Linked DNA regions of Mus musculus: regions 1, 3, 4 and 5 are each linked to region 2. Evidence: chromatin loops called from intact Hi-C (ENCODE). Cell type or tissue: heart. All regions are shown on one strand. Links, peaks and the distances in the headings refer to the core of each region. The heading gives the core; the rest is flanking DNA.

What was found. A loop is a pair of places that touch in the nucleus more often than their neighbours do. Peaks named below come from ENCODE experiments on the same cell type or tissue, not always from the same donor. Only the 100,000 strongest peaks of a DNase experiment are listed, where the experiment ranks them.
Region 1: a loop joins it to region 2, with 3 times the contacts of the local background. A loop is called at or near these places in 29 of 42 quality-filtered maps.
Region 3: a loop joins it to region 2, with 2.3 times the contacts of the local background. A loop is called at or near these places in 9 of 42 quality-filtered maps.
Region 4: it touches region 2 in a loop (2.8-fold over the local background); 29 of 42 quality-filtered maps call a loop at or near these places.
Region 5: it touches region 2 in a loop (2.1-fold over the local background); 9 of 42 quality-filtered maps call a loop at or near these places.

What each region holds. Positions count from the first base shown.
Region 1 is chr8:3,212,578-3,218,595 of GRCm38, forward strand. All of the region lies in intron 2 of Insr (insulin receptor), which reads right to left. Among named protein-coding and RNA genes, the nearest start is that of Insr, 64 kb to the right of the region's middle. In heart, for the core only: no CTCF peak of the experiment used is centred there; DNase peaks (open chromatin) are centred at 3,184 and 4,164; H3K27ac peaks cover 672 bases.
Region 2 is chr8:3,275,135-3,281,152 of GRCm38, forward strand. Insr (insulin receptor) reads right to left here and starts at 4,483. Exons shown (of 21, transcript NM_010568.3): 1 at 3,895-4,483. The coding sequence starts at 3,994. In heart, for the core only: CTCF peaks have their summits at 3,151 (motif pointing right) and 5,471; DNase peaks (open chromatin) are centred at 3,487, 4,467 and 5,347; H3K4me3 peaks cover 2,644 bases; H3K27ac peaks cover 1,952 bases.
Region 3 is chr8:3,184,351-3,190,368 of GRCm38, forward strand. It overlaps Insr (insulin receptor), which reads right to left. Exons shown (of 21, transcript NM_010568.3): 9 at 4,775-4,942; 10 at 601-802. Among named protein-coding and RNA genes, the nearest start is that of Insr, 92 kb to the right of the region's middle. In heart, for the core only: no CTCF peak of the experiment used is centred there; a DNase peak (open chromatin) is centred at 3,311; H3K27ac peaks cover 1,499 bases.
Region 4 is chr8:3,222,872-3,228,889 of GRCm38, forward strand. All of the region lies in intron 2 of Insr (insulin receptor), which reads right to left. Among named protein-coding and RNA genes, the nearest start is that of Insr, 54 kb to the right of the region's middle. In heart, for the core only: no CTCF peak of the experiment used is centred there; a DNase peak (open chromatin) is centred at 2,560.
Region 5 is chr8:3,327,800-3,333,817 of GRCm38, forward strand. No RefSeq gene overlaps it. Among named protein-coding and RNA genes, the nearest start is that of Arhgef18, 23 kb to the right of the region's middle. In heart, for the core only: a CTCF peak has its summit at 3,083 (motif pointing left); no DNase peak of the experiment used is centred there.

The DNA.
Region 1 (6,018 bases), core at 601-5,600, 62 kb before region 2:
CCACTGGGAGATTCTAGGCAAGAGCTCTACTACTGAGATACACCCTCTGCCCTTATATGTATTTATTTGCAGACAAGTTGTCATTAAGCTATGAAGGCTCTCTTTGAGCTCACTCTGAAATGCGTGTTAGCCTTGCACTTGCCACCCCCGTGCCTCAGGACCTGTACGCACACCATGCTCTGTTGAAACATGAGTGAGGGATCCTGTTCCTGAAGAAGGAGGAGGCCCGCCAGGTGGAGGCACAGCTTGAGCCTCAACTTTTGGCTAGAGAGGCTTTCTTGTTTGACGTCACTGAATTTGTCCATGGGAGGCTGGTCTCGAACCCTTCTATCCCATTACCTCATTGTTCAACACTTTCCCCCCAGGAGACACAGGCATATGTGTGGAGGGGTGTCACCATTGTCAGAGCACAACCTCTATCAGTCCTCACCTTCTATCTTGTCTGAGACAAGGTCTCTGTTGTTTGCTACTGTGAGATTATATACTTGTGCCACAGAGCTCAGCTTTGTATGGGTTCTGGAGATCTGGACTCATGTTGTCACACTTGTGTAGCAATAGCTTGGCACTGTGAATCATCTCCCCAGCCCCTTCCTAATCATCTCTTCTTTTCAGCCCTTTGCTTCCTAGGATGCTTGTGAGTATCTGTGGCTTTTACGACTCTACGTATTCCTCTGCTGTGTGCCTAATCTTCCCTCTAAGGTATGTCTCTCTCTTTTTACTTGTATACTCTGGAGCAGGACTGAATAGCCAGGAACCAGATGTCTCCCAAATTCTCAAGTGTAGCTCTCCCAGTATCAAGTGGGTCCCAGTCTACTAGCCTTCCGAACAGTTGCCCAGGCACTCCTTGTGGCAGCATAGGCCTTCAGCTTCAGTTCTCCATACTGTCAGCAACACTGTTCATGTCAACCCTCTACTATGACAGAAATATGAGCTGTCCAATGTGTAGTCCTTTCTCCCCTGTGTAGTTACTGAACACACAAAGCAAAAAAATAAAATAAAATAAAATAATTTAAACTATGGTTAAAAAAAAAAAATACCCTAAGAGCTTCCATCTCTGGCTGCAGATGTGGCTGGGAAGGGTAGGGTGCCCCGAGCATGAACAAGATACTGGGTTTGAAGCATCACCAAAAACAGGTGCGATGGTGCACTTCTGTCATCCAAGAATTCAAGAGGTAGAGACAGGAAAACCAGGAGTTCAATATTTAAGGTGGAGAAAAATAGAAGACACCTGATATCAACCTTAGACCTCCTCTACAGAGAGAGAGAGAGAGAGAGAGAGAGAGAGAGAGAGAGAGAGAGAGAGATGCATGTTTACCACACACATACGTATGTAATTTTTAATGAATTAATTAATGAATAACCACATTTGTCTGGCTGTGTAGCCACCCTCATCAACCATCCACAGAATCTCATAATTTTCCCAAATGGAAACTCTCTGTTCAGGACTCTCACGGCCCGTCCATCGGCCCACAACCCACCTTTCTGCTCTCTCTTGTTTCTCGGAACTTTGGATGAGTGGAATCCTTTATCAGGTCCTCCAAATTTATCCATGGTAGCATATATCAAAGGTTCCTTCTGTTTATTCTTAGGGCTGAATAATATTCAGGAGTGAATCATCTTCACTGACCCACTCATTCAAATGTGGCACTTAAACAGCCTTTATCATTAGGATATTATAAACATGCTTCTATGGACATGGCTATGCAAATGTCTGAGCCCCATTTTCATTCTTCCATGTATCTATTCAGTAGTGGGATTATTGAATATTAAGTACATGCCCTGGGCATGAGCCTGGACAGACAGGATCTCTCACTGAACCTAGAGCTAGACTGGCAGCCAGTAAGCCCTAAAGATCCTCCTGTCTCTCCCCCCAACCTCTCTGATGTTACAGGCATGCTCATGACTATACCCTGCTTTTTACATAGATGCTGAGGATCTGAACTCAGTTCTTCATGCTTGCACATTAACAACTCTTACCCAGCCAACTTCCAAACCCCAACTACGTTAATTCTCTTAACCTTTCCAATGAGCCACCATACTGTTTTCTATAGCCACTAAATTACTTTATATTCCCAACAACCATTCATAAAGACTATGATGGCTCCTGAGGAGCCAAGTGTTTATGGTTCAGTCCAACTCATGGCAAACAGGAGAGGACTGGTTTCCAGGCAGCTAGGACAAGACTCTTAAAGCCCACGCCCAGTGACACACTTCTCTAACAAGGTCACACCTACTTTGACAAGACCACACCTCCAAATAGTGCCACTCCCTGGGCCAAGCATATTCAAATCACCACAGAGACTTCTTAGGGGCTGAAGAAATGTCCTTGAGGATCCTGCAGCCCCACAGACCCTCTCTCCCCTGCCCCAGTGCTGAGACTACAAGCACACTGCCAATCTTGGAACCCAAGGTTCCATGGATGCAGGTCTCTACCCACGAAGCCCCATCCTATTGCAGTCTCTCCGCTTTTCCTTATAGGTACCAACAACAAACCAAGGTACAATTCTGCCACTGTCCAACCAAGGGATCTACTGGACTTACATACAAAGCACAAGTGTGGGATACAGACAGGAGTTAGGGTGACTCAAAGCAGCCAGATCATAGGAAAGCCTCATCCCAGCATAGATTACCACTTCTCTAAAGAGCTGCACAGATGGGGGACTCCCTTCATTAACTTCAACCCTCTCTATACCCTAGCATAAAGACCATGAGGCCATGGAGGGAGGAGCAGCTAGAAAGTGAGGGTTAGGTGTTATTCAGTAATCCACTATACCTTTTCTTCTATGAAGGGACATCAACAGTCAGCGAGCCTTACTGAGGCTAGTGGTGGTGAGGGGAACACTGAATGGCAGGTAGTTGCATCTGCTCTGATGAGGTTGGCCTTTATGCTCAGAGGATAGCATCCTGCAACACCTCGCCTCCCCCTGCCCTCGATCCCCTTTCCTGCAATTATGAGTCCAGGGATACAGAAGGCAAAGCTATGCCAAACAATGTTATCATCATTAGCACTGCTCTGTCTAGGGAGATCTGAGGGCTGAAACTAAATTGGAGGAAGCAATAATGAAAGCAGCCAGTTATCTATGGCTCACAAAGACACAGGCTCCCCTGTACAACACACAGAAGGACAGGAAGGAGCTCATTTCCTGGGCTGGGACTGCAGCTAAGGGTCAGTGTTTTTCATTCACAAGAAGCTTCATCAAAGCTCCAATAAACACTTCCCAAACACATAAGCTCTGCAGCCCATGAAATGCTAAAAGGGCCCAATGCTGCAAACAGAGCCAGGGGCAGACAGCCAGACTAGGCAGTGTGATCTTGCACTTTGCACTGTAGAATTCCATTTATAGGACATCCAGGAAGAAGAAAAGCAAACAACCTGACAAGGCAGACATAGCCCTCTGGCCACTACATCTGGAATTTGGTATGAGCAGGCTGCAAAGGCACCAAGCAACTGGGGGGTTAAGGGAGGGGTGTGACTTTTAAATTTTATTTATTCATATATATAGGGGTGTATGATACAGTTGCAGAGACCAGAGGGAGAGGTCCGGAAGATTTCTTTTCTTCTTTTAATATTTATTTGTTGAAAATTTCATAATGGTATACACTGCATCTTGATCATACTTATCCTCCAGTAGCTCCACCAAGTCCCCTTTTAGATTCCTCCCACATCATATACATCTCTCCCTCACAACTTCACATCTTCTATCTTAAATTTATGATTTACTTTTTAACCTTTTAAAGGCCTTACTTCTTTTTTTTTTCCATATGAAGTTCTCAAAAATCTTTACTACAAATCTTTACCCTGGAGTAGGCCCAGTGAAATTGCAAAATTCAAGAGTACTTAAACAATTATCACAAATGTTCTTTGAAACTTTTACTTTTTATCTAAGTATCTTATCCTTTTTTACTTATTTACACCCAAAACGCTGCCCCCTCCCAGTCTCCCCTCACAGGGTCCCCTCTCCCAAGCGCCTCCCCTTTGAATCTTAGACTGTGGGTTCACCCCGCCCCCTGATATTTCCCATCCTGGTGCATTATGTCTCTATAGGATTAGGGCACATCCTCTCCACAGAGGCCAGACAAGACACTCCTCTGCTATATATGTGTCCTGGGGCCTCGGACCAGCAGCCCATGTATGCATGATCTTTGGTTGGTGACTGAGTCTCTGAGAGCTCCCAGGGGTCCAGGTTATTTGACACTGTTGGTCTTCCTGTGGGGGTTCCTATTCCCCTTAGAGGCCTTATTTCTTTGAAACAAGGTCTCTCACTGAGCCTGGAGCCAGGCTGGAAGCCAACAAACTGCAGGGATACTCCTATGTCCAGACCCACGGCACCAAGGTTACAGGCTGGCATATGGCCACTCAATCCTTTTTACTAAGTGCTAGGGATTCAAACTGAGATCTCAGGCTTGGGCTTTTACCCACTGAGCCATCTCTCCAGCCTTCCCTCTTTATCTTGTCTCTTTCTTTCTGTGTTAGGAACTACACCACAGCCTTGTGCCAAGGCTGGTGGGAACAGGATACCTGGAACCAACAGGGTGAGGACAGGTGAGATACTCTTGAGAAGTTGGCAGAAAAGTACTGAGTAACAGTTATAAAGTTGCAAATCATATGGGGAAGGGGGGGAGGTGCAGAGAGGGGGTGAATACAGATAACACTAGAGGCTGTCCATTTGAGAAAGCTATAAAGGGGAGAAATGGATTGGGGACTAATAAGCCCACCCCTACCCAGGCAGAGATGCTATGCGCAGTTGATGACTGCTGGTGCGAGGAAAGTTGGGAGTTTGGTTATTTTGTTTCCATTTGTTTTACTTTGTTTTCAGGTTCTAGTAGACAGGCCTCACACCCATACACATCCTGAAAGCACTTGCTGGACTCTGTGGATTTAAAACAGAGAATATGAAGTTTGAAGGGAGATGCAGAGAAGAGTTGTGGGTGAATATGACTGAAATATACTTCATGACAGATGAAATTTTCAAAAATATTTAAATTGTAATATATAATTAAAGAGAATTTATAATTAAAAAGAATTATAAAGGAGAAATAGTTGAGATACAGTTCGGTTTGTTCTTCTGGATTTTGTTCTACTTTCTTTGCAATGATGCTGAAGATGGGTGCCAGGGCTCCGTACCTACTAAGCTACTGTTTTAGCCCAAGGAGCTAAGTGTGTCATTCGCATCCAAACACTGAACAGTGTATGCAGACATCAGAACATCAGATGGGTCATAGGAGGGACTGCTTGCTATTCTAGCACTGGTAAGATAAGGAAGGCCTGCCTCAGCTACACGTAAGAACCTGTCTCAAAAAAAAAAATTATGAGGTTCTTTTGTGATCACTACTGTTAGCCCTAGAAGCTCAGCAAAGAGCCACAGAGTGCACTTCAGTAATGGCTGTCTTCTTCCATGCACCATTTAATAAATTGTTCTCATGTCATTTGACAAATGTGAATCAAGCACATAGCATGCTGGGTGTTGTCATACACAGACCAATAAAGGACAGACCATAGGTAGTACAGCACTGCCACCCATGACCTCTAGAACCAAGGTCTAGTTCTGTTCTCCCATTGGCCTACACTCACTTCTGTGGGACACAGGCTTGAGGTGGGGAGGTTGAGAATCTCTTGGGGCAGGAACTGTGGTTCAACTGGCAGACAGCATACGGAGCCCTGGGTTCCGTGGTGGTACAATCTCAGCACTCTGGGGGCTGAAGCAAGAATATCAAGGTCGGTGTGGCTACAAAGTAATTTGGAAGTCAAAGTGTGGACTTCATGAGATGGTATCATAAAACACAGAACAGGAACATAACCAGAGGAAGAGGAGAGAGGAGGAGGAAGAGGAGGAGGAGAAGACTAGAAAGCAACAAGAGGAAAGAAGCAAATGAAAAGGAGAGAGGAAGAAAGAATAGAGGATGAAGAAAAGAAAAGGGGATAAGAAGGAGAAGTAAAGTGCAAGCAAGTAGCCAGAGTGTTTGTTTCTGTCAACTCAACACAAGCTAAGATCATCTGGGAAGAAGGAACCTCAGCTA
Region 2 (6,018 bases), core at 521-5,520:
TTCCAGAAGGAGGAGAGGGGGAAGCAAGGCATCTGCAGGCAAGTGTCTGAGACAGTGTCTGTAATGATTGAAGCTTTTTTTCATTGTTGCAACTTAAACGCATCCAGATGCTACTGGCAACAAGCTAGCAGAGACCAAGGGTGCCCACTAAACACCTTAGTGGAGCTAAAACAGCCGCTACAACCCAGAGTGAGCCGACCCCAAGCAGTGAAGTTAAGAAGACAAGCTTGGGATCTGGCAAGATGGCTCAGTAGGTGAAAGAGCTTGCCACACGAGCCTGAGGACCTGAGTCTGACCCCTGGGACACACTTAAAGATAGATGAGGAGAACTGGCTCCATAAGGTTGACCTCTGACCTCTGCACACACGCCCTGACACATATGAGCACACACATACACACATGTGCCCAAAACATGCATACATCTGCAAAATTAAATTTTTTTTTTAATTAGGAAGTAATTTTATAAAAAGAAAAGGTTGAAAGCAACTTAGGAAGGCATCTAGTATTGAGCTCTGACCTCACACACGTGAACACACCCACATGAGCACATATATCCACTACACTCACACACACATGAGCCATGGAAGGTGACCACTCGTACCTCTAAAAGTCAACCTGACTGAAGATGCCCCAACACTCAGAGGGTTCTAATTCTCAGCACTACACACTGCCTTGTCCTCTCACTTCACAATGCTCAGAGGGTTATCTCAGCCCAGAGCCAGGCTGATCAAGAGAGGAACGGAGGAGTTATCCATTTAGCCCAGCCCAGCTACCAAGACTCCACCGAAAGACAACTGGGTAACCTGCCCTTAGGGATGCATCTCTCAAAAAACACCCATTCCTTTCTTAGCATCACACAGATCCTCACCACCACCACAACCTCCCCTCCCAAGCAAACATACCCTGTTGGTGGATGTTACATACTCATGTTCTAGAAAGTTCCTTGCCCTACACCAAGCCTCTCAGAGGCACCACGACTCATTCATTTGATAGTATTTTGTTAACGATTACCCCAAAGCAGGGTCCGGGAGGTTCCAATCCAAAAGAGCAAGTGTCTATTAAGAAATCCAGTACAAGGTCAAGGGAGATGGGTAACAGCGCTTGCTGCCAAGCCTCATGACCTGAGTCCAATCTCCAGAACCCATAGTAGAAGAGAACTGACTCCTGAAAGCTGTCCTCTGATCCCCACACCGTGACTCATGCGTGCGGCCCCACGTACACTCAATTTATAATAAGTAAAGCTGGGCATAATGACTTTAATCCCAGGACTTCTGGGGCAGAAGCAGGCAGGTCTCTGTGAGTTAAGAGGACAACCTGGTCTACATAGGCCAGCCTAGGCTACACACAGGACCTGGTCTCAGCTAGATTAACGAATTAATTAATTAAATTCAAAACTAAGGAAACAGAGAAAGCCAGTAGGCAGCAGGGAACTAGCCATGTGGCCAGCCAGCTGCCTTCATGGTCCTGTCCTTTCATCCCATGCAAAAGCCAGAGGCTTTGAAGAGGTGTGGGAAGGACTCATGAGATCATATTTACAAAGTATGGGGATTTTCTAGAAAATTAAGACTTTTGTTATTCTTGTTGTTGTTTGAGGCAGGGTCACCCGTAGCTCAGGCTGGCCTCAAAATCACTAACTTGGCCCAGGATGACCTTGAACTCCTGATAGACCTGCCTATACCTTCAGAGTGCTTGCTGACAGGCATACAACGCCACACATGGTTTATGTAAGTCTAGGGATGAAACCCAGGGATTTTGTGTGTGCACAGGGAGGGCTACACTCTGGCCACACACCCAGTATATTTACTGCACAAACCCCAATGTCTTGGCTTTCTGTGTGCCATTAGGGAACAATGTTTATATGCACCTACTATGTGTCCAGCACTGCTCAGGTTCTAACATCGGTGAGGAACAAACACCAGGCCCTATCCTTGTGAACACTGCATGTATATTTAAAAGCCCCCAGAAGCTCTGTCTCCTGGGCTCAGGAAGTCCAGACATGGACAAACAATCAATTACCAAAAAATGTAAAAGCAGAGCTCAAGGTACAACACTATGCGCCCAAGTGCACAGGTGCATATACAACATAACCCTACTTCCTTAAGGCCTCAGAGAGCAATGTAGATGTTAACAATCTTGGATTTTTCTAATAAGAACCCAAACCATGGACTGGCTCCGTTTTTACTTACTGAGATGGATGGCTCAGTAAGTCAAAGCACTTGCTGCCCGAGCATGAAAACCTGAGTTCAGATCTCTCCACACCCACCTAAAAGCCAGCACTTCAGCATACATCTATCTATAACTCTAGTGATAAAAAGAGGTGAAGGGAGAGGGGGAACTGGCACTCACAGGCTAGGCAGTGCGGCCAAATCAGCAAACTCAAGGTTCATTGAGAGACCCTGACTCAAAACACAAGGCTGAAAGTGACAGAGACAAACACTGGATGTCAACCTAGGTCCTCTACAAACACACAGGCACAGGAGTGCACACGCGAACACACATGCACACGCACGAACACGTGCACTCGGGCACAAACCAAACCAATGGCCATTCCTCATTGAGTACCTTCTGTATATCGGATCCTGGGGGCCTCAGAGACATTACCAGTTTAGCAGACCCACTCCACAAGATCAACCCAACCTGTTCCATAATCCTGCACCCTCCTCCCAACACACACATCTCCCTCATTCACAAAAGCGTGGCAGTTCCTTCTCTCCTTGACCCCTTCCCTATTGTAATTAATTTCCATTTTCAGAGAAAGCTGAACCAGTAACTCAAAAGACATTTGTCATTGCATGTTTTTTGAAACAGTGTCTAACTAGCCTCAAAACTCACTCAATAGCTGGGCTTGCTTCAAACAACTCGCTATCCTCCTGCCTTGGCCATAACCAAGCACAGAACTATAAGACCAGCCTCTGAACAAATGGGCTAACTGAACCTCATTTTAGCCCTCTCTGAAATGGGTATGTAACTATGTTGGCCTCCAGGGAACACTGGGAGGTTCTAGCGCTAACCAGCCTGGAGACTCATAATCATTCTAATTATAACCATCCTGAAAACTACCCCTACTGTTACTATGATTGCTGTGGGGCCAAAGGTATGCAGACTTTGCCTCTAGACATCTGGAAGTAGAGAATTATAAACATAGCAGCCACAAGGGGTCGATTCTCCAACAAGTGTCCTCCGTCGAAGAGGATACCCCTGGCTTTGGGTTTAAACTGCTCAGATGTCTGAATCTGTTGCAACCCAGTAACCATACTTACTTAAAGCAACCTCAAAGAGCCTCAGAGGACAGATTTGGGGTTAGAGAAAAGAACAGACACAGTTGAGAGGTGCACTGGGGACAGACACCCGAAGCCTGGGCGGGCACTGGGGCAAGGTTCCTCAGACCCGAGATGGACACACGCGGGGTACAGAGCCACAAGCCCAGTGAGCAAAGGCCAAGGTCAGCCGGGGTTTCACGCAGGGCCAGGGCCACCAAACCCACTCTTCCCCTTCCCCAGTGTAAAGATGATCACTATAGGGAGGGGACTCTTCATAGACACAAGGACGCTACGGGAGTCTTCAACCTTCAGTCCGTGGAGAGGGGGCTCTAGGTTGATGGAAGAAGAACGAGAAATGTCCACAACTCTCGTGAAAGGACTATATTGCTGGAGTGGTGAAATGGGTGTCTGTAACCCTGACTCCTTGGTGGGGCCTGGGGGGCTCTAAGTTGTATGGAGCAATGGGAAGGGTTGTCCCCATTACTCAGCCCAAAGGGAGAATTCTCTAGGTTGGCTGTGGCGGTGGAGAGGGGTGTCCCCGACCCTCACTCCTTAGGGTGAGGGTTCTAGATTGGCTGGGGCGGTGGGAGAAGTGTCCCCGACATACTGTGATCGCCTCTTGTCCCAGACTTACCCTCTCCAGGGTACAGGTGGCCGGCTGTGCCCACCAGCAACGCGGCCACGGCCACCAGCAATGGCACAGCCGTCGTCTCACATCCTCTCCCGAAGCCCATAGCAGTAGGAGTGCTGGGACCCCGGCGATCAGAGCACGCCACGCCGGCCTACTGGGGACATACTCCGTGAGAAGGTCTCTGGAGAGGCGCTCGGGGCCGCACGTCCTTCTCTTCCACGCCCGTGGCTCACAGGCCGCAGCTCTCCAGCCTAGAGGGCCCTGGGGACAGTCCCGGGAAGAGCACAGAGGCCTCGGCCGCAAGCAACACCGTGGCGCGGCCCGCAGGTCACCCAGGCCCGGTCCCGTGCCCGCAATCCCAGAGTCCAGAGCTCACCGCGGTGCGTCTCCTGTCCGGGTCTCCTGCTTCTGCCCTCCGTGCAGCTCTGGGTGGGTCGCGTTGTGTGGAGTCTGAGACAGAGGGACGCGCGCACTGGAGGGCACCTGGGCTGGTGGTGGCGGCGGGAGCTAGGGCTCGACTCCAGCCCGTAAACAACGCAGCCCGTCAGCTGGGCCCGCGCGGGCCAAGGGAAAAGGTGGCGCGGATTAAGACAGGGAAGGGACTGTGCGCTCCAGTGAGGCCCGCTGGGGGGGGAGGGGGAGAAAGCCAGCAGAGCTCGGGGAGGCGTGGCCAGAGCTGGCAACGCCACGCCTCCTCGCCTCCTCGCCTCCTCGGCCCCTTTGCCCCCTTGCCCCGTAAAACCCGCAACTTCAGAGACCCGAGGCTCACTTCAGATTCTTCCAATCCCAACACCCCGAACTGCTGGCTTAGAAAGATTACGATTTAAAAGCTTGTAAGCGTTCTCAGATACCAGTGTAACATAAACACCCAAACAACTCTAAGACTCACCTGTCAAACGTCCGGAGCTGCCCATATCCGCACCTGACACGAACGCCCCCAAAGAGTCCCAAAGTTCCGATTTTAAAACCTAGGGGTCCCCAGATCCCCGCCTGACTCGAAAACCACTAAACAGGCCTGAGGTTCCAGTTTAAAAGCCTAGGGACGCCCCCAGGTCCCCTCCTGACTGCAGCAAACACAAGTAACACCGAGGTTCCAATTTAAAGGTCTGGAGCACACTCTAGATCTCCGCCAGATCTAGACACCCCAAATTACCCCGAAATAACAATTTTAAAGTCTGGAAATGCCGCCAGATACCCCAGGACATAAACACCCCAATATGCCCCTAGATGCCAGATTCAACCAAGCACATTTTGTCTTTCTTTACTCCTTTTTACTATTTTTTTGACTCCCGTGGGGAATTCACTTTAATTCTTTACCTTTGATTCTGTTTTTCTTTACAGCCTATGCTACCAATGTCTTACGAGATTCTCCCAACCCTGGCTCTCTCGAGGAGCTAGTAGGCGCCCAACAAGTTCCCTCCCCAGTGAGCTCCCGCCCAGCAGCTTGGAGGCACCAGCTTCCAGGCCACAGCCACGTGTCCACAATGCAGGCAGCCTGTATTCCCTGGCCTGCGCCCCCTCCACCCAGCACTGAATTCCAGCAGAAATCAATAAGGAAATGACTCTAGAAGAACATAACAAGGCTTCTAGAAACACGTTAGAAACTTCATATAGGATCAGAGCAGACATAACTCCATTTTCAACACACATACCAGTAGGTGGCTGTATGTCTAAGAAAGCCATTCACTAGCAGCCCTGCTCAACCACATCATGAGGCGCTAACCCTGTCGGTGCCTTAGGAATATGTGCAGTACAGAGTCCTCTATCCTTTGCTTCACATGTTCACTCAGACCCGGACTGTGGCTGCTGGTCTGTGCAATGGGTTTGACAATATCTGTAAAAAAAAAGGTAAAAATAAAAGTAAAGTGGCAAGCAATAGAGAAAGACACTTAAGGTCAACCTTTGGCCTAGCACACCACACCACACACACACATAAACACACACATACAAACATATACATAAACAGAAAGAGAGAGAGAGAGAGAGAGAGAGAGAGAGAGAGAGGAGAGAGAGAGCGCTAAAACAAAGAGCCAAGCATTGGGAAGCAGGTCTTTAATGTCTTTACTCACAAGGTAGAGGCAGGGGGATCAGGATTGGAGCTTAGCCTGGAACACATGAGGTCCTGAC
Region 3 (6,018 bases), core at 460-5,459, 91 kb before region 2:
ATTTTTGTGTGTTTGTACCCATGTACAAGTGCACATGTGACCAACAGGCATTATTTGTGTGTGTGGGGGGGGGGGGTGTGGGTGTGTGTGTGTGTGTGTGTGTGTGTACACAAATACACCTGTGGGTCACATGTGTACTTACATGTGAACATATGTGTGTAAGTGCACATGTGTGATCAGGTAGACATGCATGTAAAGCCAGAGGACAGAGTTGGCTATGGTTTCTCAGATGCTGTCCACCTTGTCCTTATACGCCCAGACATTACTAGTTAGACCAGTCTGGATAACAGAAAGGCCCAGGAATACTGTGTCTGCCTCCCCAGTAATGGGAATATAAGCACACACCTGGCTTTTTATGTGGGTTCTGGGCACCAAACTCAGGTCCTTGTGCCCTTTGTCCTAAAAAGGGCAAATACTTTCCTAAGTGGGCCCTCTTCCCAACAACAAACAAGACTGTTTTCCCCCTCCAACCAAAAGCACACAATTGAGCTCAGGCTCCAGCCACCTCCCCACTTACACAGTCTCCTGAGTTCATTCCCTAAGAAGTCATGGCACCAAGCTAACAGACAGAAAGAGAGCTGGCCCGTGCAAAGCTCTGACCTGGGGACAAAAACCACGTTGTGCAGGTAATCCTCGAAGGTCTTCCTGAATGAAGACTCCTCCAGCTCCTTCAGGATCTGAGAGTCAGTCTTAGGGCATGAGCAGCACTCACTGGCCGAGTCGTCATACTCACTCTGATTGTGCTTCTGAGAATCATCAGACTCAAAGGGTGGGGACCAGGTCCGTGAAGGGAGCTTCAGCCCTAGGGAGAGGCAGAATGTGGGCTCAAGTCTCCCACAGAACACACATACACACATGACACAAAGCACACTCCAACATACACATATACACACCACACACACAACATACACACATACACATGACATAAAGTATACTCCAATATACATACACCATACACACACACACACACATACACACACACACAGCACCACAGTGCTTTCTCGGTAAGGTGGAACAGATAAACAAATCCTAGTTCAAGTGTGTGTGTGTGTGTGTGTGTGTGTATGGTGTATGCACACACACATATTTAGGCCAGAGGTCATTCTTGGGTGTCATTCCTTAGGCCACAGCCATGTCTCCTCATTGGAGGTTCTAAGCAAGCACTCTATCACAATTCATGTCTCCAGACCCCATTTTTTGAGACAGGGCTTCAGTATGTTATCCAGTTGGCAATGAACTCACTCCCCACCCTAGACTGGCCTGGACTCTCTCTCTTCCTTCCTCCCCTTCCCAAAGAGTCAAATTACAGTGTTACAATACAGGAGCTCCAAAGTTGCTCTGTGTGTTTGTGTGCATTCTGTGTGTATGTTTGTGTTACTTGTATCTATGTATGATTGACTACATGACATCAAGTGTCTCCTACAGTCATTTCTTTGTTTATTATTATTGTTAATATTATTATTAAATTAATTTTATGAGGGAGGGGAACAAGCCATAGTGCACATGTTGATGTCAGGGGATAACTTTCTGGAATCTATTTTCTCTACCACGTGGGTTCTAGTGATTAAAGTTAATCAGTAAGGTTTGACAGCAAATACCTTTACACACTGATATATCTTACCAGTCCTCCATCTTAGTCATTGAGACAGAGTCTTTCACTAAACTTGGACCTCACAAGTTGCTAGGCCAGCTGGCCAGCATGCTCCAGAGATCTGCCTGTCTCTGCCTCCCCAGTGTGATGGTTACAAATGCACGCTGTCAAAACCAGCTTTTCTCTACATGGACGTTGGGGATCCAAACTCAGGTCATTCTGTTTGTACAGCAGACATTTTATCCAGTATCATTTCCTTAGCTCCAAATTCACCACAATTAAAAATAGACTCAAATTATGATATAAACAGAAAGGTACTACTGGTCATTTATTATATGTATTATAGAAATTATGGTTAAATAAACATAACATAAAATGGTACCATTGAAATCATGTGTGGGTACATAGTTAGTGGTGTCTACTTACAGTGTGGCACCATCATTGCCTCTAACCATTTCCAGAACTCTCATCTAAACCGAAGCTCTGTCCTCATTCAACACTGGTATTCCATTTCCTCCAAAGGTGGCCTCCACACTCTGCCTTTGTCCACATAATTCATAATTGTTCAACTATTGTTAGGCCTCCTTAGTATAAGCTCTGTGGACTGGTGAAGTGATCCAGTAGGTAAAGTGACTAGCACGCAAGCATGAGGACCTGAGTTCAAACCCTGGTAACCCACATGAAAACCAAACATAATAACACACATCTTAGTCCTCAGGACTGGGAAAGTAGAGACAGGAGGATCCCTGGAACTCATTGGCCAGCCAGGTTAGACAAATTAGGGAGCTAATAAAAAAAAAGTCCTACCTCAGAAAACAAGGATCCACAGAGCAAGACACCTGTCATCAACTTCAAATAAAGTCCTTCGTGTGCTTCCAGAAGAGTGTGGGACCGTGTGTAACATTTAAGAAGATATGCATTCACCTTCTTAAATGTGTCTCAGTCAGACCAGAAATGTGTATGCATCTATACTCATTCAAGTGCAAATAAATTCTGTAATATTCACTTATCACCATTTTTTAAAATACCCTTGTGGTTATTCATGGATGTAAGGTGATTTTGTTTTTGTTTTCAGACAGGGTCTCATATACCTTAGAAAGGACTCAAACTTGCTATGTAGGTAGGGATAACATTAAATGCCCAACTTTCCTGCTTCCACCTTCCAAATGCTGCAGTAGCAGGACTGAACCCCCTGCACTGGGTCTATATGGTGCTGGGAATGGAGCCCAGGGCTTCCTGAATACTAGGAAGCTTTCTACGGACTAAGCTATATCCTCAGCTTCTGCAATCTGGAATTTCCACCTACAGAATGAAAGTTGGCTGCAGTAGCCCTGGCATAGTGGAGAGTGTCACCCTAACACTCCATCGGCAGAGACAGGACGATCAGGGTCATCCTCGGGGTACATCATGAGTTTAAGGCCAACCTGGGTCATGTGAAACTTTGTTTAAAAACAAACAACAGCACAATCAAACTTTTTTAAGTTGCTGGTTTTTAAAACAAAACAAAACAAAAAGTATAGCTTTGGCTAGCTGGTGGTTTCCTATACTCAAATTCAGAGCCAACAAGTCAGTGCTGAGCCTAGGACTGGACTTGCTCCCAAACTATATAAAGTATGCAAGGAGATAAACCTAGCTGGTGATCCTGGCCAAGGCAGGAATGATGTCACAGGCATACATATAGCACATGATCTTAGAGTTGGGACTGTTCCCAGGAGTCATCTGTCCTCTGCCCCTCTCTACAAAAGGAGACAGACTACTTGCTGCTGTGACTTAGCCAAAACCAGATACCAGGCCAGGGGTGGATTCAAGGACAGACCTCAGCCACACCTCTCCAGCAGCCCCCTTGGCCTGCTTCTACAAGGTCACAGGCTAAGGATATTGCTAACCAAAAACGAATCAAAGACAGAATCCAGAATCCATCAACTAAATGAACAGCACATTTTCACTTTCTCTAATTTGATGGTGGGTTGTAAGTTTTTTTGTTCTGTTTTAGTAAATTGTGTGTGTGTGTGTCTGTGTGTCTGTGTCTGTGCACTGTGGAGATGGTGAGTGAAGTTCCATGTGCAATGTCAAAAGATATGTATGTGCACTGTGGAGATGGTAGATATGGATCCATGTGCAATGTCTAACAGTATGTGTGTGCTCCGAGGAGATGGCTCAGACACTAAAGTGCAGGCAAGCATGAGGACCTGAGTTTTGGATCCCCAGGACCCATGTGAAAAGCTGGTTATGTGAGATATACTTGTAATCCCAGCAATGGGGAGTTGGAGACAGGAGGATTCTTAAGGGTCACTCACTAGCCAAATTGGCCTGCTGGGTAAGTCTGGTCTAGTAAGATACCCTGTCTCAAACAAAAATAAAAATAGAAACCTACAAGATGAGGGCTGGGCTGTAGCTCAGAGGTAGAGTATTTCCTAGTATGCATGAGGCACTGGCTTCAAAGCACAGAACTGAATTTTTTTTAAAGTAGGGGGTAGTAGGATGGCTCAGCAGATAAAAGAGCTTGCCTCCTTGCCTGACCCTGGGACCCACATGGCTGACAAGAAAACAGACTCCTGTAAGCTGTCTTCTGACCTCCATAGACATGTCATGGCACATGTGTGTCCATACACAGAGACTAGGAAAATAAATAAATGAATAAAAATACTTGTAATTAAAAAAAAATGGGTTGAGTGTGTAACTCTGTTGTAGAATGTCAACACCCATACAGTCCTGGGTTTGAATCCCAGAACTGCATAAACTATGAGTTATGGTATAGTCCTGTAATCCCACACTTAGTAGGTAGAGGCAGGAGGTGCAAGAAACCCATTATCTTCTTCAGCTCCATAGTGAGTTTAAGTCCAGCTCGGTCTTCACGAGACTGTCTCAAAACCAAGCAAAAAAAATTAAAAACAAAACACACAACATTTTTGGACATACCCAAGTTATTCTCTGACCTCTACATATACATGTATACACAAGCCTACACACCCATACACATCTATACACAGTGCATGCATGTGCACATACATACACACACAGTGTCTTACATAAGACAGAATGGAGTGTGTGCTTGTGTGCATATGTATGTGTGTGCATACATTTACACATGCATGTATACATCCTGGGAAACAGGAAAAGAGACCTGTGTCTCCATAAGAGAATCAAGGTACAGTGAACCCCATTCCGGTGGCCTGCACTCACCTTTGAGACAATAATCCAGCTCAAACAGCTCGCTGTCCTCTGCTTGCCTCTCCCAGTACACCAGGTAGTGTGTGATGTTGCCATTGGGGTCAGAGGGGGGCTTCCACTTTAAGATAATCTGAGATGAGGAATTAGAAACTGATATGGGATCCAGGGGGACAGAAGGATCTGGAAAGGAGAAGAGAAACAGATTTACCATGAGGGAGAGTATGTAAGTTGTTGGGTGTATCTCAGCAGGGAGGAGTTTCCCAAGTGACACCACAATTGTTTGATACAGCATTATATAACATCAGAGAAAAGTAGTGACAGGTAAAATGCTTGCCCAGCCCAGGAAGGCATGGCCAGGTTAGTGATTATGTGACCACCACTTATTCATTTACTCCATAGACTTGGGTTCTGAGAGATGCCAAGCTCTTGCTGTTTGGGGCAATAAGAAGATGTTCTTGGGGCCAAAAGAGAATCGAGGGAAGAAATTAATTGGGGTATAGCAAAATCAAGCCCAGTCACTGAGAGTACTTGAAACCATCAAACTGGTTTTGTTTGTTTGTTTGTTTGTTTGTTTGTTTGTTTGTTTGAGACAGATTCTCATGTGGCCCAGGCTAGCCTCAAATTTGATAATATAGCCAAGGATGAGGTGATCCTCCTGAGTGCTGGATGAGAGATGTGCACCACCATAGTTGGTTTATGTGGTTCTGAGGGACTTGGGGGATTTAGCCGAGGGATTCATACATGCTAGGTAAGCACTCTACCAACCAAGTCACATCCCTAAGCCCCAGATGATGATATTCAGCTGTCATGCAACATCCTTCAAAATGTACCCTAATATCTTCCTCTGAAGAACAGTGGTACCTGTGCCTAGGGAGATGGCATAAGGACAGGTCATATCCCAAATACCCACATAAACACCAGACAGCAATGGCTGTAAAGCCTACCTATAAATCCAGCACCAAAAGACAGAGGATCAGCAACCTCCAGGTCTATTGAGAGACATGGCCACAATATATAATGTGGAAAACAACTAGGGAGGACCCTAATGTCGACCTCTGACATGTGTCACATTCAAATATGATTCACACATACAAACACACACATACCTACACACATGTATGCACACACACACACAAGCAGGAACACACAAATGCACGCACTCAAACAGTGGAGACTGAAAGAGTTGGGAGGACAAGGACTTCTCAAAGCAGAAAGCAAAAAGTGTGCAAATACCAGAAAGGCAAAAGTTTGTGGAA
Region 4 (6,018 bases), core at 564-5,563, 52 kb before region 2:
TGGGCATTTTAATTCCAGTACTGAGGCAGAAGCAGGAGGATCAGGAGTTCAAGGTTACCCTCTTGCTATACAAGGAAGTTTGAGACCAACCTGGACTAGATGAGACCCTGTTTAAAAAATAAACATAATTAAAAAAAAAAATTGAACCTGAAAATCAGGCTTCTTAAGTAGCCTTGGGCTGTTCTGAGAAATCTCTTGCAAAGGGGCATTGACCTATGTTTCGTCTACTTTTTTTTTAATCTTTTCCTTGTATATGTCTAGGGTACACACTTTAGGCAGCTAACAATCAAAGTAAGATTTGTATACAGGTGTGTGTAGCCCCATACAAGTATGAAGTTCAGAGGGCAACTCTGGGGAATCAGTTCCCTCCTCCCACTATGTGGGTGCTGAGAAATAAACGCACGTCATCAGGCATGGTGGCAAGCACCTTTACCTGCTGAGCCCTCCTGACAGCCCTAAGTTATTATTTAAATGATCAAGTAGCAAAAAATTGTCTTTCGTGTTTGTTTGAGCTTTTTAAAACCTCATTTCCAAATAAGAACATTGTCAATTGTAGATACAGTCCAGAGCAATGTCTGTACTTTGGGAATGCACTGGTTCTCTTAACAGATGATTAACTTTTTAAAATATTCCCTCTGTACTTGAAAATGAGTACTGTTTAGTTTCAGCTTCTATATCACCATGCTACCTAACTCCTTGCTGCCTAACATTTACCCTGTAACATTTACCCTGTGTGTGTGTGTGTGTGTGTGTGTGTGTGTGTGTTTTACATGTGAGTATTTGAGTGCCCATGTCCCTGTACACATATGTACAAGCCAGAGAAGGATGTCAGGAATCTTCATAGACTCTAAATCTTGTAGCTTTAAGATAGGGTCTCACTGAAAGGGACGCTATAGGCTAGATGGATGGCTGGGGGCTCTGAGAATTCGTCTGTCTCCACCTACAATATTGGCATTATAGACAAGTCCACAGATGTCTTTTTACAGAAGCCTCTCTGCGGGCACAAGCCAGCTGAGGTTAGGGACAGGAAGCAAGATACAAAGACACTTTCCTAGCTGCTAAACAGTGTCCTGAACTGCCACTAACAAAGTGAAATTGGCCACCAGACCTCATAGTGACAAAGATGGCATAAGTTTCAGTTTATTTCCTGATTGGTTCATTCCCAACGGTAGGAAGCCTAAGTGTGTATGCTATGTATTTGTGCATGTGTTTATACGCATATGTATTACGTGTGCAATGTGCGCCATGTGTGTATATGTGTTTTGTATGTGTGCACATGTGTTATATGTGTTATCTATATTTGTGCATATATATGTGCACACATGTGTATTGTATGTGAAATAGACATGACCAGAAAATAGATTCCTCAGAGATCTGTAGCCATTATTTTTTCTCCTTACTGTTTCATCACGTATGTACTATAGGAGGTGTACATGTATGGGTATAGAGTCCAAAGGTGAATGTTGGTTAGGCTTAGGCACTGAACTGGTTAATGCACAAGTCTGAGGAGTGATCATGGGTCTCCCACATCCACATTAAAAGCCAGGTGCAGCAATACATGTCTGTTACCACTGTTCTGGGTAGACAGAGATGGGAGAATTCCTGAAGCATACTGGTCAACTAGCCAAGCTGAATCTCGGGAATCCAGGTCTCAAAATATAATGATACAGTGGGGAGCCATCAAAAAGGGCACCTGAGACATGCCTTCCTGCCTCCACATGCACTGGAGGTGAGCACACAAAAGCAAGCACATACAGGCAAGCACACAGAGACAGTCAAAGGGAAAGTCAGTGAAACCTGTTGTCCCCACCCTACTCTTCAGAAAGGCCAGACAGACCCCTCCGTCTGTCCATGAACTTCTGAATTCATAATATAATTTCTCCATCTTCCCTTTTACCCTACCCATATCCCACCAGTCCGCCAAAGGATCCAGGTCCATCCCAAAAGATTTGTCAGGCAACCTAAAACAATTTTTTTTAAATCCCAATAGCAGGTAGTAAAATGACTGTATTTCACATAGGTACCTTTGTCGGTGCCTGGAAATGTCTGCAAGGCCTCCCACACAGTAGCAGAACACTCAGGATTGAAGAGGGGAAACGTGGAATGCCCAATGTTCCTCTCAGAAATCAAGATTTAGAAAACCATAATTTGAGGGCTCTTGAGCACATTCCTCCATGAGGCCTATGATTGTGGGATACCAGGGGAATTGGGAACATGAGCCTAGAGTGAAATCTGGGCTCACGACTAAAATGAGTTTTCTTAAAAGGGGGTAGGAGGCAGCTAAGTCAGCTCATACAGACAGAAGTTGAGGGGAGGAGCAGTTGCTGAGGTTATAAGGAAGTTGGAAATCAAGAAATTCTCACTAAGGCAAACGAAGTTCTACTCTCAAGTAAAACACATGTCCACCCAGTTACGTCTTCCTACCCTGCCCTGAGAAAGGAGAATTGCAGGAAACTTGGCCTTGAATGTGGAAAAGGATTTACAATGAAGTTCCCGCACCCCTTCCTACTCCACAGCTCCCGGAAAGCCTCTTTCACCTCGGCACCCTCAGATGTTAGCTCCTTGAAACCCGTTTAAGGCAGATACAATCACTACCCTGTTCCATGAGACATGACCCCTTCCGTAGCCAACTCCACCTTCCCTTCTAGACTCCGGATTCCACTTATGCTTCAACTCTCCCTTTGAAGTCCCATGATCAAAGGTCCACCTGGGTTCTCACACTCAAAATCCGACCCCAAATCCCCTTCCTATCTGTTTCCTTGGCAGTCATTGGCCTTTGCAGTTCCACAAGATACAAAGACAAATTTGAACATACCTTAATAATGAAATAAAAGGGGGAGAAAATGTTTGAAAATTAAACAGTGAATACCCAATCAGAACCTTTGCTTTAGAAAAGTGAGGTCTAATACACACATATACACTTGTGCACACACACAGCATCATGAGATTGACTAGCTTCAGAAAACAATTCTCAAGGGTATGAGAAACCAACAGCAGGGGCTCCATGGAAACAGATGGGAGGAGCCAAGAAAGGCCCTGCCTCCTGATACTGGTTCCAAGGAAATGTGGGGCAGAAGGCTCCACCCAGTTATGCTGGGTCCTTGAGCACTTGTGAGATGGTCTTCTAACACTCTGATGTCAGAGAACGGGTGAGCTCACTGCAGTAGCTTGAATTTTAAAACACCAATTGGTGGAACATTAGAAAGGCAGGGCAGAGACACATCAGGCAGAGCTACATTGATTGGTATGTCTATGATTAGAAATGAAAGCCACATATACATAAAATAAATAAATAAATCTTGAAGAAGAGAAGGAGGGGGGAGGAAGGGGAAGAGGAGGAAAAGGAAGAAAATGAAGAAGAGGAGGAAGAAGAAAAGGAGGAGGAAGAGGAAGAAGAGAAAGAAGAGGAGGAGGAAGAAGAAAAGGAGGAAGAGGAAGAAGAGAAAGAAGAGGAGGAGGAAGAAAAGGAGGAGGAAGAGGAAGAAGAGAAAGAAGAGGAGGAGGAAGAAAAGGAGAAGGAGGAAGAAGAGGAAGAAGAAGAATCGGAAGAGGAAGAAGTAGTGGTGGAAGCCAGAAAGGTATAAAGACCTGAGCGTGAATCTGCCATTCCCTGATGGATGATGGGATATTTTAGCCAAGTGTCTTAACTTCTCTGAGCCTTTTCAAAAATGGTGTATCATTAGACCTACCTTGTGGAGCTGATGCAAGGAGGAAACAGTTCTTTAAACTAGACAAGTTCTTTAAACTTGCCATTTCAAAGATGCCATGAATTCATGGGGCTACAATTCTCTTCTTCTATTCTGCACCAGAATGTCAGCACTTTCCTTTGAGCAAGGTACTACTATGCTAGGTGTTCACCAAGGAATTGTGGGGGTTTGTTGTACCTTGACACAAGATCTCTCATGTGTCAAGTGAGCGTCCTGCATCTACTTCCTGAGTGCAGAGACAACAGGTCTGCACCACCACACCTGGCTTATACAGTGCTGGGGCTGAAACCCGGGGTTTTATATATGCTAGGCAATTGCTCTAACCACTGAGATACACAATAATGACTTTTAATCCTAGAGACACTCATCAGCTCAACAACACAGCACACCTCTTCACAGCTATGCACACCAATGTAAGGGACCTAAAACCAAATTTTATAATCCTGTTTCTATGGAAAACTCCAGATGAAGACAATTGGGTTTTGAGGTAATAATAGTGGTGATCAGCTTTCTTAAATTTTGTACACCAATGACCTACCAATCAACTTCTGCTCTTATGGTCTGGAGCCTTAGCCTGGGGATGTGGCTCAGTGGGTAGAGAGCTCATATAGTATGCACAAAATTCTGGGTTCCATCCCCAGCACTGCCTAAACCAGGCCTGTTGGCAGATGATGATGTTCCGTCATCCCAGCACTGGGAAGGTAGAGGCAGGAGGATCAGAAGACTTTAAGCATATCCTCAGCTACATAGTGAATTGGAGGCCAGCCTGAGCTACATGAGACCTGTCTTACAGGAAAGAAAAGTTACTGAACAATTGGGGTGGGGGTATCCCCTCTGATAAATCTGTTGACTTATTAAGCAATAGGTAAATTCTGTTTGGGAGACTGTCCCTCTTGTCAGCCCTTCTGCTCATGGTAAGTTAGCTGCTATTCTCAGCTTTTCCAATGAACCTAGTCTACATAGTGTATTCTAGCAAGCATTCTTAACGGCCCAGGGCTCTGAGCCAGGTGAGTTCCAGTTTTATTATGAGTAACAAATTAAATCAACTGTCGACAAAAGCAAGGGCCTGATCTGCTGACCCCTTGTGAACCAGAACATGGGCAGCTACATTTGCACAGGGTCAGGGAGGAGCAAGCAGGTGCTTTCTGTCCCACGGATGGAAAGCCCTGGAACCAGCCTCACGGAAAGTACAGAACTGTTCCGAAGCAACTCACAAATGCCATGTTCTGACAAAGAAGCAACAGACACTCCTTTCTAAGAGAACTTTAGAAACAGGACAGGAAGAAAATCCAGCCCCCCTTCACCCTTCAGTGTAGCCTTGCTAATACCAGTGCTGGGAAGTCCCATGTCACAGACTCAAGCCAGATACTTCCAGCAGCCCTGCTGTCTAAGAGGTGGGCTTATCAACTCAGGTGATAGACATTTTGAGCTTGCCTGTTCTCTGTGGTAGGGGCCAGCCTTTGTAGGATGTCTCTCCTACCTACCCTGTCCTTACCTAACTACCCTATGCCAGTAGAACCACCCAACTGTGACAACCCCCAGACACACACAGAGTCACCTCAGCAAGAACCTGGGGAACAACGGGAAAGTGGGGAGTGGGAAGGGCAGAGCTGCAGCGGGGTGGAGTCATCTGGAGAGGGCCTACCTTGTGTTTTAGTGACTCTCTGCTACTGTGATAGATATACCCTGAAAAAAGCAACCTAGAGAAGAAATGTTTATTTCAGTTTATGGTTCTAAAAAGCTAGAGCCCACCATAGAGGGGAAGGCATGGCAAAAGGCATGGAAGACATGGTAGTGGGAGCAGGAAGCTAGTGAGTCATATTTCTTTTATTTCTTTTTTTTTCTTTTTTTTTTTTCTTTTTTTGGTTTTTCTGTGTAGCCCTGGCTGTCCTAGAACTCACTCTGTAGACCAGGCTGGCCTCGAACTCAGAAATTTACCTGCCTCTGCCTCTGCCTCTGCCTCCCAAGTGCTGGGATTAAAGGTATGCACCACCATGCCCAGCTATGAGTCATATTTCTATCCATACAGGAAGCAAGGGGGGACAAGAAGTGGGGCCTGCCCCTCAATGGCATACTTCTTACAGCAAGGCTACAGCTCCCCAAACAGTGCCACCATCTGGAAACTAAGTGTTCAGCTACAGGAGCCTGTAGAGGACATTCCTCATTCAAATCACAACAGAGGTTTTATCCTCAGTACCACATACACCAAGTAAGGTGGCAAACACTGCTAATTCCTGGGAGTCCAAACCAGTGAGAGACCTCATCTCAAAGAAGATGGAGAGATAGCTAAGTAGTTAAGCATGTTCTTTTA
Region 5 (6,018 bases), core at 482-5,481, 53 kb after region 2:
GGTAATGAGGACACTTAATGCCCACTAATACCCACATCACATAATTGTGCACAAGTTAGCATGCACATACACACATGCACAAGCACACACACACCACATCACAGAGATATTTGTACATCCGTGTTTGTAATGAGCACTCTTGGGAAGAACGAAGCTCAGTGGAAGACTTGCCTCCTTTGATCTGTGGCCATGGGGCATAGTGCCATGCCTATGCAGGTGGCCCTGGGTTCTGTGAGAAGCAAGGCAGGAAGTAGTACTTCCCCAAGGCTTCCGTTTTAGTTCCTGCCTAGGTTCACTCTGTCATGGACTGCAACCTGTAAGATGAAGTAAATCCTCCCCTCCCAGGATCCTTTGGGTCATTGTGCTTATCACAGCAACAGAAAGCAAACTAGTCATGCCATTCACAACAGCTAAGAGTCAGAATCAGGCTAAATGTCCACCTACAAGGAATGTATACAGGAAATACAGTGCATGCCAATTTGGATATGAAGAAGGATGAGTCGTGTCCTTTGTGGGACAATGGATGGAACTAGAAATCCCCATGTTAAGCAAAGACCAGCTCAGAAAACCAAATGTCATGTGTTTCCTTCATAGACGAAATCTTGGTGTGTGTGTGTGTGTGTGTGTGTGTGTGTGTGTGAGAGAGAGAGAGAGAGAGAGAGAGAGAGAGAGAGGTATATGTAAGTCACTCATGTACCACGAATACCATGTGTGGAAGTTAGAGAATCGGGTGCCCACCCTCACTTCTGTGGGGTCCCTCTTGTTTGCCACTGTCTGGTGGCAATCTGGGGCTTCTGGGGACAATCCTGCCTCTGCCTGCCATCTCACAGTAGAAGTCGGGGACTGCAGACTTCGGTTACACTGTTTGGCTGTTAACTGGGTTCTTAAGGTACGGACTCAGGTCCTCAAGGCTAAATGGCAAATGACTTACCCACTGACCCATCTCTCCAGCCCAGCAGTTTCTGGGAGTTGTTCCAATCTTTGTTACAGTGTATTTCCTTTAAGCAGGAAGGTGGGTGTTGAATGCTACTGTGTGTCTCTGGAGGTCAGAGGACAATTTGAAGCAGCTCCTTCTCCCCTTCTACCTGTGGTCCCAGGCGCTCAAGTTAGACCTCATGGCAGTCACCTTTACCCTGTGACCTCCCTCCCTGGTGGTCTTTATCATTTCATTCTTGTTTGTCCTTGTTTTCTTTCTTTCTCTCTCTTTCTCTCTCTTTCTTTCTTTCTTTCTTTCTTTCTTTCTTCCTTCCTTCCTTCCTTCTTTCCTTTCTGTTTCTTTCTTTCTTCCTTCCTTCCTTTGTTTCTCTCTTTCTTTTTTTTTTTTTTTTTTTTGAGACGGGGAGTGGGGGGGGCGTGTTTTCTATGTAACAGCCCTGCTGTCTTAGAATTCACTTTGTAGCATAAGCTGACCTGGAAATCACCTGCCTCTGCCTTCTGAGTGCTGGGTTAAAAGGCATGCACCACCACAGCGGGCAGAAAATTATATAGGAAAAAGATACTACACAGTCCCAAGACTCAGGTGTGGGCTTCTACAGGGTGTCTCATTTAGATGTGTCTTCAATGCATATAGCTATATCAGTGCATATATATACACACACACACATACGTGTATGTATACATATATAAATGATCTTGTGGCTTTCTAAGTTAAATATAACTTAGAAAGAAATATCTCAAATGATATAATTTATAATAAGGTTTAAAGATTAAACAAAGCTTAAAATTTAAATAACATTTAAAAACTAAGTACGATATATTAACTGATTTACTTAATACATTTCCATTTGTAAATGATATTGTAAGACTTTTATGAAGTATATTGTTCAGATTTAGGGTTGAAAAGAGTGCTGATATGGGAAAATTCAAGATTAGAGACATTTCTGCCCTAAATAAGAACCGTTTCTTTGTTGCCTTATTATTTTCATTTTGTTTTTGACACAGGTTCTCCTCTGTAGCCCTGACTGGCTTAGAACTTGCTATGAGGATCACGCTGGCCTAAAACTCGGGAAGATTGCCTGCCTCTGCCTCTGTGTGCTGTGATTGCAGGGTATGTAGCCATGAGCTAATGTTTTGTTTTTAAATTTGTTTTTAACATCTTAGTTTGAGATGTCATTATGAAAACACACAGTTTTTTCCTCTCTAGGCAATTTTTGCCTGTATCTGTTGTGTCCACATTTTAAATCTTCATCATAAAATCTCGGGGTGAACGGTTTCTTTCCTTTTTCGTCTCCTCTTCAACTTCCATGTCTTTCTAGCCCACCTCACTATCAGTGATTGGAACTTAGCATGGTGCTCAGATAACAAAGATAAAAGCGTTAAAGACAGAAGCATCTAGAGACTGCCATATCCAGGGATCCATCCCATAATCAGCCTCCAAACGCTGACACCATTGCATACACTAGCAAGATTTTGCTGAAAGGACCCAGATATAGCTGTCTCTTGTGAGGCTATGCCGGGGCCTAGCAAACACAGGAGTGGATGCTCACAGTCAGCTATTGGATGAATCACAGGGCCCCCAATGGAGGAGCTAGAGAAAGTACCCAAGGAGCTACAGGGGTCTGCAACCCTATAGGTGGAACAACAATATGAACTAACCAGTACCCCCAGAGCTTGTGTCTCTAGCTGCATATGTATCAGAAGATGGCCTAGTCGGCCATCATTGGAAAGAGAGGCCCATTGGACTTGCAAACTTTATATGCCCCCAGTACAGGTGAATGCCAGGGCCAAGAAGTGGGAGTGGGTGGGTAGGGAAGTTGGGGGGGGAGGGTATGGGGGACTTTTGGGATAGCATTGGAAATGTAAATGAAGAAATACCTCATTTTAAAAAGGGAGGGAAAAAAAAAAAAAAGAAGCAGTTGCGTGGAGGTGATAGATAATGATAGTTCAGAGATCCGGCGGTTTATCCCCCTCTCACGCCCGGGATTTTTATTCTGTGAAGCCTTTACCAGAAGTGCAAGTGAAAGTTTCCTAAAACTCACATCCCAGCTCTGCCACACTTGGCCCTGTAAAGTCTTCGGGATTCCCACATCATCCATTTTTCCCTTCTCTTTTACCGTGATTACAACCCTGTGACAGCACAAGGCATTGGATAGTCCTGCCCTCTAGTGGTCACACAGAGGATAGCAACTATGATTGGCAGATTTTTTTTTTTTAAAGCCCTCTAAGGGATGTGTGTGTGTGTGTGTGTGTGTGTGTGTGTGTGTGTGTGTGTGTGTGTGTGTGTCTGTGTGTGTGTGTCTGTGTGTGTGTGTGTCTGTGTGTGTGTGTGTCTGTGTGTGTCTGTGAGTGTGTCTGTGGGTGTGTGTCTGTGTGTCTGTGTGTGTGTGTGTCTGTGGGTGTGTGTGTGTGTGTGTGTGTGTGTGTGCATGCATGCCTGACTGCCTGAGTGTGTGTGTGTGCATGTGTCTGTGTGTGTGTGTCTGTGTGTGTGTGTGTGTGTGTGTCTGTGTGTGTCTATGTGTTTAAGTGTGCTAGGTCAATGCTGTGTTTCTTCCTCAATCTATCTCCACCTTATTTTTTGAGAAAGGGTCTCAGCATCTCCTACAGAGCCTAGAACTCATTTAAGAGGCAGTGAGTCCCAAGAGAATTCCTTCCAGCCCACAGACAGAGGGGTGGAAAGTGGTATCTGCCCATATGGCAGAGTCTCTTCTTATAGTTCTCCTATTAAGTGGCATGTCTCAACAGAACCTATAGCCAGTCCTTCCCGTTGTAGATGCCCCCGAGTGGAGAGGGGTTGCTGGAGGTACCATAGTGTCTGCAGTAACAGGATTCTAACATTCCAGGTATCTTCCTCTCTCTAGCTCCACTCTTAAAAATAAACTCTTACTACATTATCTACTGTGTGTATGCACACATGTATGACAGCATACTTCTGAAGGCTGGGACAGTTTGTAAGAGTTGGTTCTCTCCTTCCCACCCTGTGGGACCTGGAGATAGGACTCAGTGGCTAAGGGCTTGATGGTAAGTGCCCTTAACCACTGAGCCATCTCACCATCTCTCAGCGAAGCCCAAGCTCACCATTGCAGACTGATAGGCTAGCCTTGCCCAGTGCTATGGTTACAGGCACACACCACTGCACACTTTTTACACAGCTGCAGGGGACTGCACTCAGGCCTCTGGCCTACCTTGCCTCCCAACCTCTGTCCCACCCACATCTTACTCCCCGCTGACTTTTCCCAGAAAGTTTAGCTTCTTCACAGCCTTCAGGTCTCAGTTCAAATGTCCTTTCCTGACCTTCCAGTAGTCTGAAGCAACAGCTTTCTTGGCCCAGCCTGTATCACCCTACCTTGTGTGCTTCCTGTTAAAACCTTCTCTCTGCCTGTGCCTTCCAAGATCTGTTTCTTGGGTCATGGTTCACCTCCCTCACCGACCTGTGATCCACTTTAGGTCCATTTATCTCGTTCAACAAACAGTACCCAGAACAAGTGGGTGCTTGTTAAGACTGGGAATGACTCCGTTGGTTGAGAACTACCCAGCAAGCATGAGGGAAAACCTGGGTTCTAAATAAGGCTGGACAAGGTGGCGCGCATCTGTCCTCTCAGCACTCAAGAGGTAGAGGCGGGCATACCAGCTCAGTCATTCTCAGCTACATATGGAGCTACTTTAGACCCAGTCTCAAAAATAAATAAATGTCAGTTTCACTGACGAAATAACCACAGAATGTATACATGCATTGTTGTATCTCCTGGTGCCTCCTGCATGCATGTGAGTGAATGTTCTTTTAGGTTCTCTGGATAGTCCCCATATGTCCCCAGTATGGAACTTTGAAATTCCGTACTGGTGTTTGTGTTGTGCTAGTTTGGGTCTAAGCAGTTTTTGATGTTAGGAGACAGATAAGCACTGTGAGGTCATATGTTCCAGACACCAGTGTGAGATTATTTCTGTCTGTGCCTGTGTAGTATGTGTATGCATATTCACTCTTTATGTTCACATGAGTGTAACCACCCTGTCAGGAAAGGGTGTGTGTGTGTGTGTGTCTGTCTGTCTGTCTGTCTGTCTGTCTGTCTGTCTGTCTGTCTGTCGTGTGTCTGTGTGCATGTGTGTATCTGTGTGTGTGTGTATCTCTGTGTGTGTGTGTGTGTGTGTGTGTGTGTGTGTGTGTGTGTATCTGTGTGCAGATAGAATCCAGAAGTCAACCCCTCAGGCATCATCTACCTTATTTTCTGAGACAGAGTCTCTCAGTAGAACCCAGAGCTTAAAGATCTGAGTCAGCTAAGCTGACTGGCTAGCAATCTCCGTATCCTCCTGTCTCCGCGCCCCCAGCCCCACGTTTAGAAACACACACTATCATTTCAGGACTTTTTATGTGGTAGCTAAGGGTCCAACTTAATTCGTCATGATTTATGGCAAGCACACTATTGACTGAATCCCCAGCCCTGGGAGATTGGGTATTCTAATGAGAGATACTACACCCCTCCTCTTAGCTGTCAAAATGTTGGAACACTGACCCCAAAGAATTAAACTTCCCTGGGAATCTCATGTTGAGGGAAGAGAAAATCTGAACCCTGTGTCAACCAGAAAGGAAACTGGTCTACCAGGAAAAGATCCTTATAGACTGATAATGTGTCAGATCCCTTGCAGGAGATACATAGCTGAGACAGTGTGGGGTAGTGATGGAGAGGACCACACCAGGAGAGACCATAGCTGAGACAGTGTGGAGTAGTGATGGGCTGGACCATACCAGGAGAGACTGTAGCTGAGACAGTGTGGGGTAGTGGTGGGCAGGGCCACACCTTCTTCAGGGGAGCTTAGCTATTCAACCTTTTGCTGCCAGGACCCCAAAGATGAAATTGAGGTCACTGAATCTCCTTATTTGTCCTTCCCAATAAGGCCTCAATTATCAAATGTCCTTCTCTGCTTAACTCCTTAATTAATGTCTTAGGGACAGGTGGCTGAGCCACAACCCAGCTTCTCACAGGAAGATTCTAGGCAGGGCCTCTACCCTAAGCCAAACCCCTAGCCCCTCACTGGAGAATCCTAGGCAGAGGCTCTGCCACTGAGCCATGCCACAACCTCTAA